Linked DNA regions of Mus musculus: all the other regions are linked to region 1. Evidence: chromatin loops called from intact Hi-C (ENCODE). Cell type or tissue: left cerebral cortex. All regions are shown on one strand. Region 1 has its middle 19 kb from the start of Gm36827. Region 2 has its middle 140 kb from the start of Gm24285. Region 3 has its middle 11 kb from the start of Gm24285.

What was found. Peaks named below come from ENCODE experiments on the same cell type or tissue, not always from the same donor. Only the 100,000 strongest peaks of a DNase experiment are listed, where the experiment ranks them.
Region 2: a loop joins it to region 1, with 8 times the contacts of the local background. A loop is called at or near these places in 8 of 42 quality-filtered maps.
Region 3: it touches region 1 in a loop (9-fold over the local background); 12 of 42 quality-filtered maps call a loop at or near these places.

The regions. Positions count from the first base shown.
Region 1 is chr10:56,997,039-57,005,038 of GRCm38, forward strand. No RefSeq gene overlaps it. Among named protein-coding and RNA genes, the nearest start is that of Gm36827, 19 kb to the left of the region's middle. In left cerebral cortex, a CTCF peak has its summit at 4,498 (motif pointing left); a DNase peak (open chromatin) is centred at 4,473; H3K4me3 peaks cover 371 bases; H3K27ac peaks cover 527 bases.
Region 2 is chr10:57,312,611-57,320,610 of GRCm38, forward strand. No RefSeq gene overlaps it. Among named protein-coding and RNA genes, the nearest start is that of Gm24285, 140 kb to the left of the region's middle. In left cerebral cortex, a CTCF peak has its summit at 4,687 (motif pointing left); DNase peaks (open chromatin) are centred at 1,398 and 4,669.
Region 3 is chr10:57,180,597-57,188,596 of GRCm38, forward strand. No RefSeq gene overlaps it. Among named protein-coding and RNA genes, the nearest start is that of Gm24285, 11 kb to the left of the region's middle. In left cerebral cortex, a CTCF peak has its summit at 3,179 (motif pointing left); a DNase peak (open chromatin) is centred at 3,157.

The DNA.
Region 1 (8,000 bases):
CAACATTATTCTAGAATAAGACTTTCCAGAGTCCTTTAGTAGGAGAATTCAACTTCCTCCTTTCTGTGCTCTGACCCTAAGTCAGGGTACTTTAGAGCTGGTGACAACTGATCTCAGTAAAGTCAGGTTGCTTCTAGTTACATCTGTGCACCAAGCGAGACTTTGAAGCATTTGTCTGGAGACTCTGTCATTTGATGTGAGATCACGGCAGACTTATTCCTCAAAGTTTCTCTTCCTCTGCAGATTTAAGTGCACCATGAGGAGTGCGAGCAGATATTCTACTTTAATAATTTCTCAGTTAAAATAGCACCCCCCAAAGATAATCATCATTCTGTCATCATTTATTATATTCTAATAAATAGGATATTTTAAATACTTATCTTCCACATAAAATACTCCTTTTAAAATAAGCAAGCCCCTTTCTCAATCAACCTCAGAATATTCCAAATTAATTGTTGTCATCAACTATAAAAATTGCAAAATAACTAATTCTGCATACCTATCTGTTTACTATGTTAGAAGCTGGAAAGATTGCTCTGAAAGACTGATCTATTTAACATTAAAGCAAGTTCACCAGAAGAAAAGAGTTGTGGTGTATCAAATAAGAGAGTGAGTGCATTAAAGAAAAAAAAATAAAAATTCAAACTGCCTCTTTTAGAATTTACACCAACATGCCAGTAAATGACTCAAATGTTCACCCACTTTTAGAAATTATAGATTCACAGGAAGGCGTGAAAGCAGTATAGAAAAGCAGAATGTATTTTTCACCCATAGTTATAACTTACACACCATAGTACAGATTCAAGATAGGACATGTTGACACTGAGAGTGCTAGAATGTGTGTATGTGTGTGTATCTCTCTGTGTGTGTGTGTGTGTGTGTGTGTGTATGTCTGTGTGCATGTGTGTCTGTGTGTGTATGAATGTATAAATGTATGAGTGTATAAGTTTATATGTATGAATGTATATGTGTGTATGCATTGTATGTGTGTATGCATGTGTATGTGTTTATGTGTATATGTGTGTATGCATGTGTATGTGTGTGTTTATGTGTGTATCTGTATATTGTGTGTATTGTGTGTCTGTGTATGTGTATAAGTGTAGTGTGACACTTTTTCCCTAAATATATTCATAGCGTGACCATGTCACTCAAAATACTGAACTGTTCTATTACCACTGAGATTTCATTTCACTTTATACAGTTATATACTTACATATTATCTTGTTTCCATGAGACCATCACACCATTCCCAGGTTCCCACCATTACCATTCTACTCCCTACTATGGAAGATAAATTTTAGTTAAAACATGAAGGTGTTAGCAGGCAGTATTTGTCTGTCCATCTTCCATCCTTCCTTCTTTTTCTCCCGTTTTTCTTCCTTCCTTTATTTGTTTTTGTTCTATTTTCTTTTCATTTTTTTTTCTTTTCTGTGGTTCTTGTAACTGAACCAAGTGCTTCAAGCATACAGGGCAAGTGTTCTACCACAGAGCGATCTCTCCAGCTCAGTTTGGTTTTTGGGGACTGAGTTATTTTTCTTAACATAATGTCCTCTAATTTTCTCCCCCTTGCTACCTTTTTATATCACTGCCACATGACAGTGCCCACCCCCACCACCATCTGTAACCTCTACAACCACTAATTTATTCCCCATCTCTGTAATTTTATCAATTCAAGCACGTTACATGGTATCATACAGCATGTGACCTTTAGACATTGTTTCTTTTCCCTCACAGCATGACACTCTTCCACATTGTCTGAGAAATCACCTCACATAGCGAGGTAAGTACTGCCCCATATGCTAACGGCACATTAGTTTTCAAGACACAGTAAACTGCTTGCCAGAGTAGCCACATGATTCTAAATATGCACAAGCTTTGTAGGAAGTAATTCCACATCTCCTGCAGGATCTGCTACCACCTCAGTCTCCACAGGGGAATCACATTGTGGTTTTAAATTCTATTTCCCTAATTTAAATACTGTTTCCGGTATTTACTGTCATCTGTATCAATTTTTTTCCCCCAAAGAGACAGTACCTATTTGTTTTAAATACATTCACAGGACGGCAAGTGATAGTACGGAATACCAAGTGATTTCCTCACATAATAGGCGTACTCAATAATCACATGTTAATGATCTTACATGGTATCTTTTGTGATAAAATTCTGGGTTCTGCATAGGAAAATTACAATGTATTCACTCTTCTATAGTTAATAACCAGTAGCTGAGACAGAAGAGGTAACCTACATGTTAAGAATACTTGCTGTTATTGCCAACTATCCAGGCTCAGTTCCGAGCACTTATATCAGGCTGCTTAACAACCAGCTTTAACTACAGGTCCGATGTCTTCTTAACTCCTTCTGGCTTCCATCAGAACCTGCATACAGGGGGTATACATGTAGGTTAGCACACATGAACATGCGCGCACACACACAAACACAAAGACATATCTGCATGCACACACACACACACACAGAGAGAGAGAGAGAGAGAGAGAGAGAGAGAGAGAGAGAGAGAGAGACTGGAGACACAGCTCAGTAGTTAATAGGACCTATTACTCTTAGAGAATTCAACTCCCAGGCCCCTCATGGTGGTTCACAATTACTTTTGGCTCCAATCCCCCCTCTGACCACTGCAGAAAACAAGAGCACATATGGTACACATACGTAAAGACAAAACACTAACTATAAAATAAAGTGAACAAACTTAATTTCAAAAATGAATGAATAAAAATAATCACTAGCAAAGTTAAAGTGGCAGCCTAAACAGCAACAGTACAAATAATGCAAACTCAATAAAGAGAAAAAATCCTTAAAATTAAACCCTAAATATTTCCAAATGAATTAAAATAACTAAAGTTTAATTGTAAGAAAATACAATGGAAATGTTTATAACAATATTTTGCTCAGAAAAATTATACAGAATAATTTGCTGCACTATATACACTCATAATTTGAAGAATTAATTTTTCAAGGCTTGTTTTTACTTTGTCAAAGGAAAATTATAGACTTGGCACAGTGTAGTAAAGACTTAATACAGGAACTTAATGGTGATGTGACAGTTAATAAAACTATATCTTGAAAGTAGCTGGCAATGCTCTGGATGATAGTTAGCTTAAATGGAACAATTTGTTAAATCATTCAACTAATGCTTAGTAAGCATCCATTGTATAGCATTATCAAGTATGTACTGTGAAACTCTTGTGGTCGATGCCATATAAAAAGTTACATGCTTCTGTGAGATTTAAAATGTAGCAGAGAAAACACCAGCGCTTAAAAAAATGGATGATATCTTATGATCCAGTATATATATTTACATATATATATATATATATATATATATATATCAAATTAGTTTGAATGTTTACTTGAAAATACTTTAAATTCTTACATTGAAAACATAGAAAACACAGAAGTGGATGCTCACAGTCAGCTATTGGATGGATCACAGGGCCCCCAATGGAGGAGCTAGAGAAAGTACCCAAGGAGCTAAAGGGATCTGCAACCCTATACGTGGAACAACAATATGAACTAACCAGTATCCTGGAGCTCTTGACTCTAGCTGCATATGTATCAAAAGATGGCCTAGTCGGCCATCACTGGAAAGAGAGGCCCATTGGACATGCAAACTTTATATGCCCCAGTACAGGGGAACGCCAGGGCCAAAAAGGGGGAGTGGGTGGGTAGGGGAGTGGGGGGGGGCTTTTGGGATAGCATTGGAAATGTAAATGAGGAAAATACCTAATAAAAATATTAAAAGAAAAAGAAAACATAGAAAAATAAGAATCAGATGAAAAGAGACAGTTGGTTTAAAATGGTTGAAGTCAATATTTTGTACTCTGTAGTTACGTTATTTCCGTTCATTTTGATAGATCAATTTCTCTAAAGATTGGAAATCTTTGGGGCCAATAAAAATACCCTGAATATCTTCTGTGTCCTGTCAACATTCACATATCTTTATTATCTAATAATAAGGTATACATCCAGATACTATGCTGTATAGTGGGCCTGACTGAATGGCATATTAGAATTCAAGAGGGAGCAGATTTGATGTACAGTCTGAGAAACAGACTAGAGGGACCAAGGAAGCACAAAAGGCTTATGTCGGATACTAGTGAACCTCCCTCAAGACCTCGGCAGAGTTTTCAGGAAGAAACCGTAAAGAAGTGTTCTATATTCACCTCAGGACTGAAGACAAGAACACTGAAAAAAGATGTGATTCGGATACAGAATTTTTTGAGTAGCTCCCGTTTGAAAGGGGTAAATGAAGTGCGTTAAAAATATCCACCCCTCTGAGAATATCCAAAATAGAACTTTCCTTTTGAAAAACCAGAGAGATGTGCTGGGATCCTTTTCAAGGTCACTTTAACCTCTAAGAAATCAACGCAGTTTCTGTTGTGAGAGCAGGGTCGCCTCCCCTCCTACCCTTCCTTATCCTGATCAGGTGATGTCTCAGGCGGCAGCGATTCTTTTTTAATGTAACAAACAGTGCCATCTACTGACCAACTCATGCTACTGAAGCGGTAAATATTCTAGGACAGTAATTTGATCTGTGATAGGCCATTTGTCACAGTCTACGGAAGTCACATTTTACACGTGCTTATTCGAAGCTACAAGCAGGACAGGTGCCGTCTGTTTTGATTGTCAAGACTTTTTTTTTTTCTTTTTAGTACAAGAAGAGATTGAGGTCCAAGAAAACGGATCATTTGATCGTAATTTCGACTCTGTGGTTTTTTGTAGAGAGTACCACTTTGAACTGAATTCCCCTGAATGGAAGGAAATGTCACACTTTAGAAGTGTAAACAAGTCTTCAGAGTTCTAGAGCCTCGGAGTAAAAGCTAGATGGGGATGAGGGATGAAAAGGTGTGAGGTCCGTAGAGCAAAGCACACTGCCCAATGACGGACAGTCTGGGGAGAAGGAAAATGCTCACGTGGACTGTCAAGTCGGAGAATGAAAGGAAAATGAGCCAAGGCTATTTTATTTCTCCCCCTTTAATACTATAAAGCTTGGAAATATTTAGGTCAGTCCCATGTGTTCCTACATAGGCATTATCAATAATTCCATCTATTGTGTTGCAAGTTGTATGGTGTCAATAATCAGTCACTTACAAATTTATGAGAGTTAGGCTGAAGTAAGGATGGATAATGCAGTGAAAATCTCCCTATACTTTGATTAATGAGAATTAAGCCCCATTTGGTTTCTATTTGCACCCAAATCAGGAGAGTGTTGTTACTGTTATTGTTGTTATAGGCTGCATGCAGATATTACACTGAACAGTTCCATGGTTGTGGCATTCATGCTGTTTTCCTATAAGCTTCTGATTCTATAAATGGATGTAACCAATATCTGTGGGATGGAATATTTGTAAAAGAATATGCTACCTTCTCCTTTAAGAGAGAGAGAGAGAGAGAGAGAGAGAGAGAGAGAGAGAGAGAGAGCAAGAAAGGATGTTGATTTTGTGTATAGGGAGATAGGGAGGATCTGGGAGGAGCTGAGAGAGGAGGAACTATAATAGAATATATTTTATGAAAAAATATATTTTCAATTAAAAATATACTATTTTCTCATTTAAGATAGGAATGAGCAAGTTGATAAAATGGGTCCAGATGTTTGTTTCCGTTGTTGCATTGAAGCTCTTGAAACTGTATGAGGCACATTCTCAAATTATATAATATATATCAAATTAGGAAATGAAAGTAATCTATCAGCCAGATGAATCATATTCGGGAGGGTTTCTGAGAATAATACTCAAGATGTACAATATTACCAATCTTTGAAACACAGAAGAAAAAGAAGGAGAAGAAGAAGAAAAAGAAGGAGGAGGAGGAAAAGGGAGGAGGGGGGAGGAAGAAGAGGAGGGGGAGAAAGAGGAGGAGGAGGAGAAGAAGGAAAAGGAGGAGAAGAAGAAAACAGCAGCACAGAAGGCAAGTTTGACAGCAATGCGACCATTCAAATGCACACGATCTCAGTCTGCATACAACCACCTCCTTCCATTTCTCAAACCAAAGGCTTCCAAAGAGCCAGGAATCTACAGAACTAATGATGTCAATGACCATAGCAACGCAAGCACTGGAGGGGTGCGCTTTCTTCACAGGACACTGTCCTGAGGGTTGTTAGTAACACTGAAACTTACTCTGGGATTAGACAAGGACATATGGTGGAGGCAGAAGGCAAGTCTTCACAGAGATGCCTCTTGGTGATAGCTCAGGACAGACCTGAGAAATGCTGACAACAGCTGCTGGAGCAAGTCACAGACCCACAGAGCATGTGGAATAGCACATGGAACCTGGCTCTGGGCCTCTGTAGTGGGGTTTGTTTAGGATTTCAAAATAATTCAGACTCAGCATCTGCCTACTCTCTTATTTGGTGATCTCTTCTCATTTTAACATTTGATCAGAAGAAGAATTGGAATCATGATTCTAATTCGTTTTCCAAGCTCAGAATGGATTTTTGTGCTCAATTTGGAATCCATGCTATTACAGGTGTTTTGTTTTGTTTTATGTTGTGGATTTTTGTTGTTGTTGTTATTTTTTATTTTTTTATTTTTTGGTTTTTCGAGACAGGGTTTCTCTGTATAGCCCTGGCTGTCCTGGAACTCACTTTGTAGACCAGGCTGGCCTCGAACTCAGAAATCTACCTGCCTCTGCCTCCCGAGTGCTGGGATTAAAGGTGTGTGCCACCATGGTCGGCTTATGTTGTTTTAAAGAACATTGTCAGAAGTCTTACAGTCATTAAGATTAGGCTCATTTGAAAATGACAAAAGAATCCAGAGATAATACAGTATGAACATGTTTCCCCCTCTTTCTGCTTTCTTTCTCTCTATTGCATGAATGATATCAAAGCTCTGCACCAAAACTTTTACTATAGGCTACTTGTAAGAATAGAAATCAAGTCACACCAATAAAGATAAAGATGTACACAGCCAAACATTGGACTGAGTGCAGGGACCCCAAGGGGAAGTTAGAGAAAACACTGTAGGAGCTGAAGGGGTTTGCAACCTCATAGGAAGAATAATAATATCACCCAACCAGACCCCCCAAAGCTACCAGGGACTAAACCACCAACCAAAGAGTACACAGAGAGTACCCATGGCTCTAGGTGGATATGTAGCAGGGGATTGCCTTATCTGGCATCACTGGTAGGGGAGCCCCTTGGAGGCTTGATGACCCAGGATAGGGGTACTCTAGTCTGCTGAGGCAGGAGTGGGTGGGTGAGTGGGTGAGCACCCTTATAGAGGCAGGGGGAGAGAGCGGGGAATAGGGGGCTTGTGGAGGGGAAACTGGGAAAGGGGATAACATTTGAAATGTAAATAAATAAAATAAAGAATAAAAAATGAAAAAAGATAACCAAGTGCAAAAAAAAAAAAAAAAGAAGAAGAAGAATAGAAATGGCTTCATTTAAATTCTATAGTTAATAGACTGTCTTTGGAGTTTGATCAATTCTAAATCTGAGAGAAAAAGGATGTGCGTGTGTGTGTGTGTGTGTGTGTGTGTGTGTGTGTGTGCATATAAGTGATTAAAGATGAAGAATCATGCACAAATTTTATGGAAACCATGGGAACAACTAAAAAAGAATACTTCTGCAGCAAAGCACAAAGGCCAGAGAACTTATTTGCTGGGGTTTTTAAGCACAAATAGATTGTTAAGGAGTTCTAAAAATATGAAATTCACTAATTCCATATTCACTAATTTTAAAAATAAGAAATTCTGTTGCTTAACCATACAGCTTCTCCTGTAAGCTTATCTTTAAGTTCAGCTAATAACTCCCTGATATGTTCGTATAAGAGTTTTCCTACTGTTACATTATAAGGGGTGTGTGTGTGTGTGTGTGTGTAAACAAATTTTTGGAAGGTTCTCATCCTACAATGAAATTCCTATTGAAGAATGTGCCTATGCCGTTTTAGAGTGGCAGTAATAACCACTGTCTATTTCAATGGGCCACAATTGCTCAATTTTGTAAAATCCCATTAACTTAGAGAAATCATATTTTTTTCTATTTTATT
Region 2 (8,000 bases), 320 kb after region 1:
TTTTAAATGTTAAGCTAAGCCAAGAAGATAGTGATAAAAGTTAGAAATTATTTATTCCTTTCTTAACAAGGTGCTTAATTTGCAATCTGTAAGGTACCCGAACCATGGAAATATCTGGCTTTATAGGTTTTTTTTCTGTGTTGTTTTTGACTGCTTTACTTGAAATAAGAACGTTTGAAACAACTTCAAAGCATGAATAAAATGTGTTTCAGTTTTGAGGTCTGTGTTGGTGACTCAGTAGAAAGCTCTGATTAGCACTCAGTGTTCTAGACATCTTGTTCAGTGATCTTTCACTTAAGGACTTTGAAATGAATTCAGAAATAGTCACAGGGGTTCAAGAAGCCCTAATGAAGAGGAAGGTGTATCTGAGAACTTTATCAAAGAAAGGCAGAAAGAAGAAAATGATAAAGAAGAGAGAGAGAGAGAGAAAGGGAGGGAGGGAGGAAGAAAGGGAGGAAGGAAGGAAGGAAGGAAGGAAGGAAGGAAGGAAGGAGAAAGAGAGAAAGGAGAAAGGAAGGAAGGAGGAAGGAAAGTAAAGAAGGAAGGAAGGAAAAGAAGTGGTCGTCATTTTTCATCAATTCAAAGGATTTTAGCAAATTCTTTGCTAACTTCCATATTTTCACCATTGTTTTTTTCCCTGTTGGACTTACACTGCATCTATTGCATTCCCATTGGTGACATTCTGGGCAAGCTTACGTGGTTGTGAAATCAAGGTTCAGGACTGTTGCTAAAGTTTACAATTAAAAACCTCGCAGCATGTATGAAGTGCAATAAAAAGTTTCATCAGTCAAGATTGACACACTCTGGTAACACTTAGGATTTATCCATTATGAAAGCACTAAGTAAAGAGTTTGATGAGAAAGAAAAAGGAGACAGAGGAGAGGAGAGGGACAGAAACAGAGAGACAGAAATGGAGATACAAAGAGGATGAACAGAATGAGAAGGATACAGGTATTTGTATTTGGAGATTCAGAAATCTAGAACTATTAAAAATATGGGTTACCCACCTCCAGAATATGACTAAGCCAGTTCCTCTACTTCCTTCTTTTGTACAAGTGTGTTCAGCCACTTAGAGGAAAGAACCACAGCTCTCACCCTGCTGAAGACTCCAAATCCTTCTGTAAACCTAAGCTCAGCCATAATGATTGGTGTGTGCATAGAATCTTAGAAGCAAGTGGTCCCTAAGGGTCAAGCTGTCTATGATATTGACGGGTGCACAGAGACTTGGTTAAATCTCATCCCAGCATTTCTGGTTTTCTCACAATAAGAGAAAGATGGCTGAAGGGGTGATTCTTCTGCAAACCCTCTCAGGAAATTTAAGAAATATGGAAATCTGCTGCCAACAATGGGCAATTTGCTGTGTGACATCACCATCTGTTCACACAATCTGTACAGTACATCCTTATAGGCTGTACTGCCTGGAACGGTGCTTTACTCAAATGAGAAAATGCTTTCAAATTCCTCTACATACAGTTTACTGCCCAATAAAGCTTAACAAATCTTGATGGTTATTTGATCATTAGCTTTTCATGTCTCCCTCTGACATTAGTATTCGGAAATAAGTCTTCATGAAATCATATGTAGAAACATGTGTACCTTGAGAAGCCTCTGAGCTTCAGGGAGAAACTAGCAGACACCAAACATAAATCACACCATTTAGCAAGGGAATAAAAGGAGTCTAAAAAGATTTCACAACCTTTCTTTCTGATTCATTTCAGTGTTTAACAATCCTGTCAGAAAATTCCTCAATTATTCTAACCTAAATACCTCATGCTGTAGTTTGTTTCCTAACGTTCTGGCTTTGGTGAAGACAAAGAACAGATGGTCTCTCTCCTTTGCATAATACTAATAATAATGTTTTATGGGTTCAAAGATCCAGTAAATCTTTTCATGATTATTTTCTTCAATGCAACAAACTGTCTTCTTCATTCAACACCATCAGTAACCTCATGTTTTAATACAGCAGACAATAACGCGTGGATATGACTGAAAGCATATTTCTCATCATTAATACACACAAAACATTCTCAAATCTGCCTATGTTAAACAAACATCTGTATACCGTGTGTGTGTGTGTGTGTGTGTGTGTGTGTGTGTTTGTGTGTGTATGTGGTGTGCAGTGTGTCTGTGTGTGTGAGTGGGTGTATGTACATGTGCATGTGTTTGTGTGTGCCTGTGTCTAAGATATCCGAGGACCTTTTTAAAGATTCTTGTGGAGAGATTTCTGGGAAGTACACACAAAACAAAGTTAAGATAACTTTTCTTTGTTAATATGTATTTTCTAGAAGTTTTGTGGGTGTAACTTTGTGTCAAACAACTTTAACTCACACAGAAACATGTACAAACGGGCTACAATCAAGGGAAATGAAACCTTTTTACCCCTTCAGACATTTGTTTTATTTCAAATTACTTCTCTAGCTTTTAGAAACATGCAGTAAATGACTTTAATTTAAATAATACAGTGGTTACTCCCTATTTATAGGAGGTAGGGGCCCCATGAACAACAAATCTGCAGATACCCAGCCTCTTATTTAAAACAGTTTAGTACTTGGATATCCTATGGACATCTTTTGTCACTGTTGAAACCTTTTCACAGTTATAAACAAACTGAGGCTCATGATACGGTCTCATGATTCTCTGCTGTAGCTCATGAATAAAGTAAAGGTTTAGTTTATTTAAGTAGCAGGAGGTGTGTGAATTTCTAAAGATGAATACATCCTCTCCATTTAAATAGATATGTCTACCTCACATTTGTGAGTGATGTAAAAGGTTATGGCACACCTATGTCTGTATTTATGCTCACAGAACATGACAACTTTTCTAGTTCCTCCCTATTTTGGTGTTTGAATTATTCTATGGTCACTGTATATAAAAGTGGAACTTTCATGCATCATCATGCATATATCATATTTTTATTTTAATTTAAATAAAATAAATTTTATAGAATTGTTCTCCTAAACATAGATCACATATAAGTTATAAAATATTGGAGTCTCATGTCTGTTATTCAATATAAATATTATGGTTATTCTGTGGAATTAGTGCTCATGTTTTTAAAATTATTTGGGAAGTCATTGTTAGAAGTTGCATAAGTCTACTGCCCTTGAAAGAACCTAAATTTTGGGGGTCAAAGAAACTATCTCTTTCATAACTACCATATTGAATAAAGTGGGCACGGAAATATGTATTGAAAAAATCCATGCAATGAATTATAAGTTAATGAGAGCAATTTAAAATGGATAATAATGCCTTGTGGGTCCCAACCTATAGAAACTTTAGCTCTTAGACTGGGGAGATGACACAGTGATTAAAGCATTTTCCATGCAAGCTAAAGTCTGGAATTTGGGACCCTCTTCAAAAGTTGACCAAACAAAATGGACATTCATATCCATAAGACCAAATGAGAGGAGAGGACTCTAGAATTTATGTTCATGGGAGCTAACTTTATATAACTGATCCTAAAAGTAAGAGGAAATAAAGGCACTCCAGGGATTTGCCCTGTAATTAGTCTGACAGTCCTGTGGGTGCCTGGAATGTACAACGATGTACAGCTGATACAGTAGGATGCTTCTTCAATTCTGATCTGTTTGAACAAAAAGAACATCTGCTATCTATTGATGGAGTGAAGGGTTTCTTTGTTTTTGTCAACTTTTGCACAAGGTTTCCTAATTCACAAAACTTATGTGGATTCTTGACCACTAACACAGTTTTTTTAGAGACATCAGAAAACAGCTTCCATAACATAGCTTAGGCAAAATGTCTTGAGTTGGACAAGTTCCATGAAGGATGAGATTCAGAAAATGAATCAACATTTCATTAAATTCAAACATGGCTGGGAAAGTTCCCAGTGTTTGAGCCTGGAGAGTTAATGTCCTAGCTGTATTGAAATAACTAATCAAAATATCTCCTCCTCTCAATACCAGTTATTCAATCCAAGAATTATATTCTTCACAAGTTCTCTCAGCTACATCCGCCTGAATACTCATATGTAATTTAACATAAAATAAGGAACTTTGGAAAGGTTTAAGTAGATGTATTTAAAGGCCATTAAGAACACAATGGCTTTTTTTCCCTTTCGGAAGCCACATGAACAGAACCACCAGTGGCTTTGATTTGTCTTACACAGAGAAAAAGATTTCACTGGCTGCTCCGGTGAATGATTTGACAAATAAAACTCTTGATTTGAACCGTATTACATGGTATATTAGGCAGAAAAAGCTAAGAGCAGAAGGCAATCATCGGATGCAGGATCCATGAAGCAAATTTACTGGAACTGTTAGTAAATTTATTGGATCATTGCTTTTGGAATTCCATATAAACCATGCAAGTCATTTTATTTTATTTGTTTGTTTTTTTTAAAGAGCATGCATCTGCCTTTTGTAGTTTCCAGGAATGATAAGGGAATGCTTACAAATGCTACTTTTCTTAAGAATGTCCTGAACTTGGTTGATCTTTATTCTTTAGATCCAGACAAATATGATTCAATCCTTATTCAAATGTAGGAAACTGGGTAGTCTTTCAAAACAAATATCAGGAAATTGCTTTTGGAAAACCAAATAAAAAATATACCTCTGCTTGGTACTTGGCAATCACAAATTACCTTCCTATGTGCAATTTCCAGAAGATTGCCAACCAAAAGTGCTTCTCACCAAGACCAAAGGCCCAATGACAGAAAGCTGCTGCCATCTACAGGAATTGTGGAATATTATCCAAACTAAACATTTTTCTGAATTCAAAGAACCTTATGGAAAGCAAACTTGATGTATCAAGCTATGCTCCCTAAACAAGAAACCTCCTTGTTTATCAGAAACTGCCAAGTCATCTCTAAGCTTTCTGCCTACAGTTAGATTTTATTCTCTAAACCAAGTTACATTTATTTGCTTTTCAGAAATACAATAAAGCATAGAGTGCATTATTTAGTAAATTATAGCAGTTAATGCACAAACAGAAGTAGATATCTCTGATTTCCTTACCTACATTTCCATAGTAATGCTATCCCCTTTCCTAGTTTCCTCTCCGAAAGTCCTCTATACCCTCCCACCACCCTGCTCCATTATCTGATCATCTGATGGGTTCCCCCCCCCTACGTATTACCACTTAATTAGAAAACTGTGAAGACTGTATAGAAAAGCATGCCTGAAGTCCATTAGGAGTTTTGGCTCTAAAATTTCACAGTAGTGTGATATTAAGCAAGGATTTCGCCATCACTTTGCTCACATTCATTACCACTAAAATGGGAATAACAAATGCACCACATAAGTATGATGAAGCGTAAGCAAGAGACTATACATTAAGACAGCTAGTAAGAGTGGACAGCACTTCTCACGGAATTAGCTTCATGACAATAAATATCATTATTATCAGGGTATAATTATCAAATGCAAACCTTAAGTGACATCTCATTATCTCTGAGTATATATGCACTTATATGTATGTATATGCATGTATATATATACAAGTATATATATATATATATATATATATATGTGTGTGTGTGTGTGTGTGTGTGTGTGTGTGTGTGTGTGTATACAAGTATATATGCATGTACGTGAGTATATACAGATGTTACATATATGCCAGAAGAGAACATGGCAGGAAAAGGCAAGGTATTCGTCCATGTAACTCACAAACCTGACTAGGCATTCCAATCATCTCAAGAGTTTTAAAAATCAAAGTGCTGCAACTTTGCTCCAAGACATTATGATGTTAACAGGCAGAAGTTTTATTTATCCCTAGGTGAGTCTTAAGTTTGGCCAAATGTGATAGCCAGTGTTAGATACTTAGTTGCGTGTTTTCATCGCATATGACTAATACCCTAATGAAGCTTTGTGAAAACAATCATGTCGTGAAATTTGTTGTGATGTTTAAGTAGATGGTACTCTTCGCCGTGCCATCCTGTTCCCTTTCGAGCACGTTGATCTCCAAAGCATATACTCAGAAAATAAAACATTTTCTAAACATCATAGATTTCCCCAATGATGGAAAGACATAGCATTTATTTCTAACTACCAAAAACAATACTATAGCTAATTCAAAATTAAATGTATAATGAGAAATTTTACACATTCTGGGATTTGGAAAAGCTGGGAAACATCTGAGTATCTGATTCTTTAGCCCAGCGAAATTCTAATTAAAACTTGAGCAAAAACTGAATGATGCATCCATTTGTGTACTGTAAGAACATACCAGTTACAAAAAGTATAAGGAAATAAGTAGTTATAGTCAAATTTTACAGGTATTCAAAATTTACTGCCTTTTAAATGAAGTATGTCCCTCACGGGCTCATTGGTCGAATACTTGGTGTCATTCCCCACCCCATCCCCAGTGGCGAAGCTTTGGAAAGTTGAGGCAGACATTGAGGGCTATAGGCAGACTGGGTTTCTGGTTCTATCACTGCTTGCTGATCCACCAAGATGTGAACAGTCCATGGACAGAGTTACTACTATGCTCTGTGTCTTCTCAACTGAAAGTAAAAATAAGCTTCTCTTCCCTGAAGTTGTTTCTGTAAAATACTTCATCACAGCATACAGAGATGCAACTCATATAACAAATCACCTTCTGTATTCCCAGAAGTCCACGTTGCACTTTTCTAAAGCAAAGGGTATTTGGAGAGACTGTGGCTGACTTTAAGTGATAAAGTCCATGCAAATGTTTATTAATTTTAAAAGTACATACATAGATAAGATGTGATAGCCAAGTTCCTTTGCCAACTGCCTGCACCATAATACTGTAAAGGTTTGATGTATTTTGGCTACAATCCAAGTTAATTAAAGCAGCCTTGGCATAGATAAGACAAAGTTCTCTATTAATACCATGAATATGCACACAGTGCTAAACGAGAATTTTTCAGTAGCAACCTCAATGTCAAAATGAATTTTGGGAAATAGTTGGCTATTTACACAGAATTGGGCAGATGTTTAGCATGCTAACAAATCATTTTCTGCTTTTTCTGCAGAATTCAACTTACGTGGTCCACATAGTCCAGTTAATGTAAAATTCAGACTAAACAGTTTTAAACATAATAACTAATTATAAATAAAAAGAGGAAGAGATAGGCTTCTACTATTAAACATGAGCAACATACAAAGTGTTATATTGTAGGAACTTTACAATTTTCATGTGATGTAGTAAACTAAATATTCATAGACAGAAGCAAAATAAGCCCAAGAATTAGAATTGTGAGCTAGATTCACATGCAAGATGATTTTCCAGATAATTGCTTTGCACAGTGCCCCATTCTTTATAAGCTGGACTCCACAGATGGAAATAGGCTAACCTCAGTAAAAGTCTCATTATTTTTTAAATATTATTAATAAATTAATTTTACTAATTATAAAATACTTTAAAGTATTTGTGTTGATTACATATAATTGATTAAATTCTGGATTTGTATACTGGATACAATTCTGTCTATCATTAGTACATTATTAGTTTACTAAACACATTAAGTGACTGTCATTAGCATTCATCTTTTCTATAAAGAAAAAGGAGGCTGAATAACTTACCAACTAACTGTTGCTTGGTTTGGCTAAGACTCACTACAATGTAAGGATATAATAGCCAACAAAAACATGCCATTTGTTAATATTTAAATATTCAAAATAGTTCTTTTTATAATAGTATTTTATAGTCTGTAACATACCTTTTAAAACAACCTCACAAGCATGAGATTATGACTCCTTAGTCCCCAAACTTAAATTCATTGCACTTTTGCACTTTTTCAGATCCATGTCTGAAAGAATACTTCTTAAACACATTGAGTAAGAATGATGGAGCAAATAATCTTCAGTGGCATGTCAAACAAGTATATAAATGAATAAAAGGTATTATGTTGAGTAAAAGATGGAAAGTATCTGATAATTCAAGACAGATTACTTGAAGGCTTCCAGGTAGATGTAGAAGACCAAATTGAATTTTAAGAACGAATTGAATTCATATAAATATTTAATGGATTAGAAAAGACTTCCAGGCATAAGGTAATTATGAGTAGGGAGGACAGA
Region 3 (8,000 bases), 180 kb after region 1:
CACATGCTCAAGACACTGAAGCAACTAAGACCTATGCTTTCCTAGTCCTCTACATCAAAGCCAAATGCAAAGAAAGCTGGGTGTAGACTATATTTGAACATGACACACAGATTTAGGATTATAAATTTATAATACGGACACTCATAATGGTTTGGTTAAGCAAGCATCCGTGACAAAAAGCAAAATTTTCTATCCTTTTCTGTCCTCAAAAGATACTGTTACAATCTAAAGTGTTAACCTTCTCTAACCCTGAGAACATGGCTATAATAAAAGAAAATGATACATTCTCAGCTCTAGATAGTATTTCACAATACAAGTAAAAAATCATAAATGAAGCAGTAACCTCTTGGAAGAACTCTTAGGCCACAAGTGTGGTTTCTTTTTCAAAATATGTAATTGTACATTATAAAACAAAATTATCTGTCTCAGAGTTGGAATAAATGTTGAAGCATTTTTAATTTACTCACCTACAAAATAACAGAAATACTATCAGTCAAATTATGGGATGTGAAAACAAAACCTTAGCAGAGAGTAGGTGCATGTTTCCCCAGAGCCTTGATTAGTTTTATTCTTTAAAAGCTTTCATTCATGTGTTGAAGACAGGCTCCTAATCCAATGGATCACAATGCTGGTCATTAAAGATGTTCACAACACTGGTCACTGCAGGAGGTCACACAGGCTCAGATCTTCACCAGAAAATTCCTTTACTGAGTGTTGATTCTCAAAGGTGTTAGCCAGTAAGCACTACAACATAATACATAATGTGTCTATTAGGTATTGGAAGAAAAATTCAGAGAGCTTATCCAAATCCAAATAACATTATGGGGATGGATTTGTTTTTGAAAAAAGTCTTGTTTATTCCCCAACAATCCTAGAGCATAGCAAAGTAATGTTTTGTTCACTTTAACTGGAAGTCTCTGCTCTGTTTTCACCAGTCCTGTATCGTCTAGCAACATCATCTGAGGCATACGTCTCTGTTAGTTATTAAAACTGAAACCTGCAAAGCAGTTGTAGAACTTTCAACATTCATCAATCTTTAAATTTAATAAACTTTCTAGGCTCCTTCTCCATGGCTAGAATAACAATTCATGATTGAAATGCAATAAATGAGGTGTGAATAGCAACACTGTGTCTGGTGAATAGCAAAGACCAACACAGAAGAGATCGGGAGAATGTGCAGGGGAGTTTCTGAGAAGCCCAATCCTACTGATCAGAATTAATACTTTCCACCTACCCACAAAGTCATCCCTGCCGACATGGCCCACACATTTACAGCATGGAATCTTGATGGATATGAATCTCAATCTCTTGCTGTGTGATTCTATCTACCCTGTGGCTATGTGGTATGAGGAAGGCTAACTGTTCTGCTTGGTCCTCACAAATCACACTGCAAATATTATTACCAGTCTTTCTATGGTAACACACACACTGGAATTCAAAATGACTCTCACCCACATTCTTATTTCTTCACATGTAGCACTCAGACTAGCAAGAAATGGTTCTAGAAATGAAACAAGCAATTATCCAACACACAGAAATAACCACGTTGGTGTCATTTCTACTTTAAACTGTAACAGTTGGAAGGAATTGTCTGCTAAGCTTCTGATTAAATCCGGATCATCTTTCTACCTTAACCCTCTCTGAAAGGTCCTCACAGACATACCCGCAAGCATGCTCATTGTCAATCTAGTCAAATTACCTATAAAGATCACCTATCAAAGTCTTGTTTCAAATTCCATCAGGACTGACACTGCTGAGAGTCTGTTTAGTCCTTGCATTTGAATATAAAGCTAAATCTTACAGGTAAAACATATACTATCACCTATCTGTGTATACTTTAAAATATATAGGTATTCATTCATACATTGGACATGGTATAATAACCAGATTGAGTTATTACGGTACCCAAGGACCAGTAAATCTATGACTACATGTAGGATTTTAGATTTCAAGTGCATTAAAAGCTTGGTCTCCAGCCATCAACACTATCAGGAGACAGAAATGACCTTAGGACACTGATTCTTTCGGAAGAAAGTTACATTATCATTACTAGAGATGTGCTTTAATGGGAATGCCATATACTGACTCTCTTCTCTCTTCTTTGCTTCCAGGATGTCATGATGTAAGCATATTTATTGTCCCAAATGTTGCCCACCATGATTTATTGCTTTTAGACAGACTCCAAAGCAACAGAGCCAGATAAACCAGTCCTCTTTTTAAGATATTTCTCTCAGGTGTTTTCTCACAGATGTGAGAACTGATTAGCTCATGAAAGATGATATGATTTTACCACTTTAAACATGTGGAAACTTTGTATGATGACTAACTTGTTGAATGTTCTTTGAATAAGTGGTAGAGCCACAAATGAGATCTAGGAAGCCAAATTTAAGGGCCACAAGCACAAGAGTTTAATAAGTACCTAACTCTGAGTGGATTAGCCCTATATTCTACACAAGTCAAGAAACAGGTCATTATAGATAGTTAGATAGGTAGATAGATAGATAGATAGATAGATAGATAGATAGTGATGTATATTTAAAATAGATTATTATTCTCTCTTAACCCTTTCTGAAAACCCCTCGTAGACATACCTAGATGTATGCCACAATTGATGAGTTCATTCTAAATCCAGTCAAATAGCAGTGATTATCACCTATCACAGCCTTGATTCAAATTCCATCATAAGTCATGATGTTGTTAGTTTACTTATCTTCCCATTAGAATATAAAAATTAAATGTCACAGGCAAAAGACATACTATCCCACACCTTTGTATTATCTATAAAATTACAGTTATTCATTCATACATAGGACATTGTATCATAACCAGATTGAACTTTTGCATGGTTAAAATTAAGTAAATACACACATGTATTTCAGTGTGTCAAACTTTTTAGTAGGTGCTTACCTGTAGCATCTTGTGAATCACCTATATGTTCATAATTCATGGTCACTATTAATATTTAAAACAAGTGATTTCAACTAACTTTAATGTTAGATGACATAAAATACCATGAAGACAATATGGAGTACTTTGGTGGAGTTGCTGGAAAAATAGCAGAAAAGAAGAAGTTGAGGGGGAAATGGGAAGGGCTGTGTTCTTACAAATGTGTATTCCAAAACAAATTTCTACTTGGAAGTAGCCACATGCTTTGTTTCAGATGGCAACAGCACCCCCTGGTGAAGAGCAAGCATAGTTTACAACTTTCTCCAGAACAATATAGATGATATGCTCCATGGGCAAAGAGGTATAATTAGGAGTAGATAGCTCAGTGTGTTCCACGCAGCACTGATTATAGGTAGCATCTCTATACTGTACATTGAAAAAGGCCATAAGGAAGGATCTTGGATGTCTTGACCATAAATATATAGGTGACAAAGCTATATGATCATTTTCAAATAAGATTAATATAAATTTAAGGATAAAGGTAAATATTAAAAGCAGCCTTATCAGTTTGTTGCTTGAACTAGCATTTGCTCACACTGATCTTACTTCATTTTAGAAACTAATTCTAGAACCCTGGAGGCCTACTGTCACCCAGAGCAAATGGTTGAGATCCACAAGCACCAAGCCCATATGTGCTGGATCCTCATTAAAGCCCAGCAGCCATAAAGTTTGCTCTTTCCCCTTTGTGCTATATTTTCCAGTCCATACCTCTAACCACATCCCAGAGGCTTGTAGCAATCAGGAACCACCAGGTGAGAACCCTATATCCCAATTCCCTGCCAGCTGGACCCTCTGGACAAACTCAGCAGTGGCAAACTCTGCCCTGTTCCTTCTGCACTCTATTTCCTGGGCCATGGCTCCACCTGCATCACTGGAGGCTTGCTGCTGCCCAAGGATAACAGATAAGGTCCTCAAGCACCTTCTGGTCCTTCTGGCCTCTGCCTACTGGGTCATCTGGCAAGGCCAGAAGTCTTGAGGTCTGCTCTGTCACCTCTGTGCTCCATCTTCTGGTCCACACCTGAACCTGCAATCCAGGGTGCTTGAAACCATCTGGGGCCACCAACACTACCTGCATCCCTGTGGGCCCTCCCCTATCCCAAACAATCTGCAGTCTGAAACCATCAGGTACCACCAACTCTGTCCACATACCTGAAAGTCTGCTGACACCAGAACAGTCAACTCAACTTGAAATCCCAGAGGCCTGCTATCACTAGGGACTGTTAGCTCTACTTGCAGCCCCAGAGACTTGCTCCTATCAAGGACTGCCAGGCCTGACAACATTAGAAATAGATGGCTCCAGGACAACATAAGAACACAATCAACAAAAGTCAGGGCAATGTGGCATTCTTAGACCCCAACTATTTTACGACAGTAAGCCCTTGATATCCTAAAAGATCTGAATTGTGAGAAAATAACCTTAAATCTAATATATAAAGTTGATAGAGGCCTTTACAGTGGAAATGAATGAATCTCTTAAATAAATACAGGAAAATACAATCAAACAGGTTAGAGAATAAATAAAACTGTCTAACACTTGAAAAATGAAAATAGAAGCAATAGAGGAAACACAAACTGAGGCATTCTGAAGGTGGAAAGCCTATGAAAGAGAACAGGAAACACAGATAGAAGCATCACCAGCAAAATACAAGAGATGAAAGAGAGAATCTTGGGCATAGGAAATATGATAGAAGAAATTGATATATCAGTCAAAGAAAATGCTAAAGCTAAAACAATTCTAACACAAAACATCCAGGAAAGTTAGGACACTATGAGAAAACCAACCCTAAGAATAATAGTAATAGAAGAAGAAAAAGACTTCCTACTCAAAGGCCCAAGAAGTATCTTCAACAAAACCGAAGAAAATTTTCCTAACCTAAAGAAAGATGCCTATAAACATACAAGGTTTCAGAACATCAAATAGAAAATCCTCCTACCACATAATAATCAAAACAATAAATGAACAAAACAAAACAAAAAAAGAATATTAAAAACTTTCAAGGGACAAAAGCCAAGTAACATATAAGGGCAGGCCCATTAGAATTATACCAGACTTCTCAACAGAGACTTTAAACACCAGAAAGACCTGGGCACATGTCTCACAGTTTCTAAGAAATCAGATATGCTCGCCCAGTCTACTATACTCAGCAAAACTTTGAATTACCATAGACAGAGAAAACAATAAATTACACGACAAAACCAAAAATAAAAAATTTCTTCTCATTAATCCAGACCTATACATTATATGAGAAGGAAAACTCCAATACAAGAAAGGTAACTACACTCAAGAAAACACAAGAAATAAACAATTCCACAGCAGCAAACCCAAAAGAATAGAAACATACACACTGTACCACTACCAACATCAAAATAACAGAAATTAAATAAAAGGCACAAGCTAACAGAGTGAATGCATAAACAGGACCCATCATTCTGCTGCAAATAAGAAACATACCCTGGCAACAAAGATAGACATTACCTCAGAGTACAGGGTAGGAAAAGGTTTTCCAAGGAAACAGACCCAAGACAAGCTGGAGTAGCCATTCTAATATCTCACAAAATAGATTGTCAAACAAAAGTAATCATAAGAGATGGGGAAAGACACTTCATACACATCAAAGAAAAATCCAAGAGGACATCTCAATTCTGAACATCTATGTTCCAAATGCAAGAGAACCCACATCCATAAAAGAGGGTACACATTACTAAAGCTAAACACACACTGAACCCCAAACATAAATAGTGTGGGACCTCAACACCCAATCTCACCAATAAACAGGTCATTGAGACAGAAACTACACAGACAAATAAATAAATTAACTCACATTATGAATCAAATGGACCTAACATACATCTACAGAACATTCCACTCAAATACAAAAGATCAAGTACGCTTCATCCCAGGGATGCAGAGATGGTTCAATATATGAAAATCCGTCAACACAATCCACCATATAAACAAACTGAAAGAATAAAACCACATGATCATCTCATTAGATGATGTAAAAGCCTTTGTGAAATCCAACACCCCTTCATGGTAAAAGCCTTGGAGCGATCAATGATACCATACATATACTTAAATACAATACAAACAATATACAGCAAGCCAATAGCCAGCATTAAATTAGTGGAGAGAAACTTAAAGCAATTCCATTAAAATCAAAGACAAGAGATGTCTGTGCACACTCTCCCTGTCTATTTAATCCAGTACTTGAAGTCCTACCTAGAGCAATAAAAAATTAAAGAGGATAAAGGGGATACTAATTGGAAAGAAAGAAGTCAAAGTATCGCTATTTGCATATAATATAATAGTATACATAACTGACCCCAAAAATTTCTACCAGGGAACTATTACAGCTGATAAACATCTTCAACATTCCAGCTAGATACAAAATTAACTCAAAGAAATAATTAGCCTTCCTTTATACAATGATAAATGAGATGAGTAATTATACATATTATATATCTTGGTGTAATCCTAAACAAGTGAACGAAGTTCTATATGACAAGAACTTCAAGTCCCTGAAGAAAGAAATTGAAGAAGATATTAGAAGATGGAAAGATCGCATATGCTCATAGATTGGTAGGATTAACATAATAAAAATGGACATCTTACTAAAAGCAACCTACAGATTCAATGCAATTCCCATCAAAATTTCAACACAATCCTTTACAGACATTGCAAAAACAATTCTCAACTTCATATGGAAAAACAAAAATCTCAGGATAGATAACACAATCCTGTACAATAACAGAACTTCTGGAGGTATCACCATCCCTGACTTCAAGCTGTACTATCGAGCAATAGTAATAAAACTACATGTATTGGTATAGAAACAGATAGGTTGGTCAGCAAAATCAAATTGAAGATCCAGAAATAAATCCACATTTCTATGGACACTTGATTTTGACAAAGAAGACAAAACTATTCAATGGAAAAAGGAAAGCATCTTCAACAAATGTTGCTGTTCTAACTGGATGTCTGCATGTTGAAGAAAACAGATCCATATTTATCACCCTACACAAAACTCAAGTCCTTGTAGATTAAAGACTTCAATGTAAAACCAGATTCATTAAACCTAATAGAAGAGAAAGTGGCAAATAGCCTTGACATTTTTTTTTTTTTTTTTTTTCTTTTTGCAGATTTTATTTGGATGAGATCAGAAATTGGGGATTCCTCTTCCATGACATTTTTTAAGAGAACATCCACAGCTAAAGCACTAAGATCAACAATTAATAAATGAGACCTCGTGAAACTCGAAAGTTTCTTTAAGGCAAAGGACACTATCAATAGGACAAAAAAATAGCCTATAGAATTAAAAAAAAATCTTCAAGTCTACATCTGTCAGAGGGTGTGGTGGTTTGAATATCCTTGGCCCAGGGAGTGGCACTATTAGGAAGGATGCCCTTGTTGGAAGAAGTATGCCACTATGGGGTGAGATTGGTTACCCTCTTCCTAGCTGTCCCTGAGACAGTCTTCTCTTATTTTCCTTCAGAACAAGATGTACAACTCTTAGCTCCTCCATCATGGTGCCTTCATGGATGCTGCCATGCTTCCTGCCTTGATGAGAATAGCCTAAACCTGTAAGGTAGCCCCAATTAAATGTTGTCCTTTACAAGAGTTGCCTTGGTCATAGTACCTCTTCACAGTTGTAGAAAACCTAACTATGACAGAGGGCTAATATTTAAAATATATAGAATTCAACAATTTAGACATAGCAACCCAAATAACCCAATTTAAAAATGGGGTACTGAGCTAAACAGAGAATTCTCAACAGGAATCTCTAATGGCCAAGATATTTTTTTTTAAATGTTCAACAACCTTAATTATCAGGGACACGTATGATTCTGCAATTCTACTTTACACCCATCAGAATGGCTAGGATCAAAAACTCAAGCTAAAGCACATGCTGGCAAGGAGATAGAGCATGAGGATCACTTCTCCATTGCTGGTTGGAGTACAGACTTGTATAACCATTCTGGATTAGTAATTCATTATTTTTTCAGAGAACTGGGAATAGATCTACCTAAAAACCCAGCTATACCTGTCCTGAGCA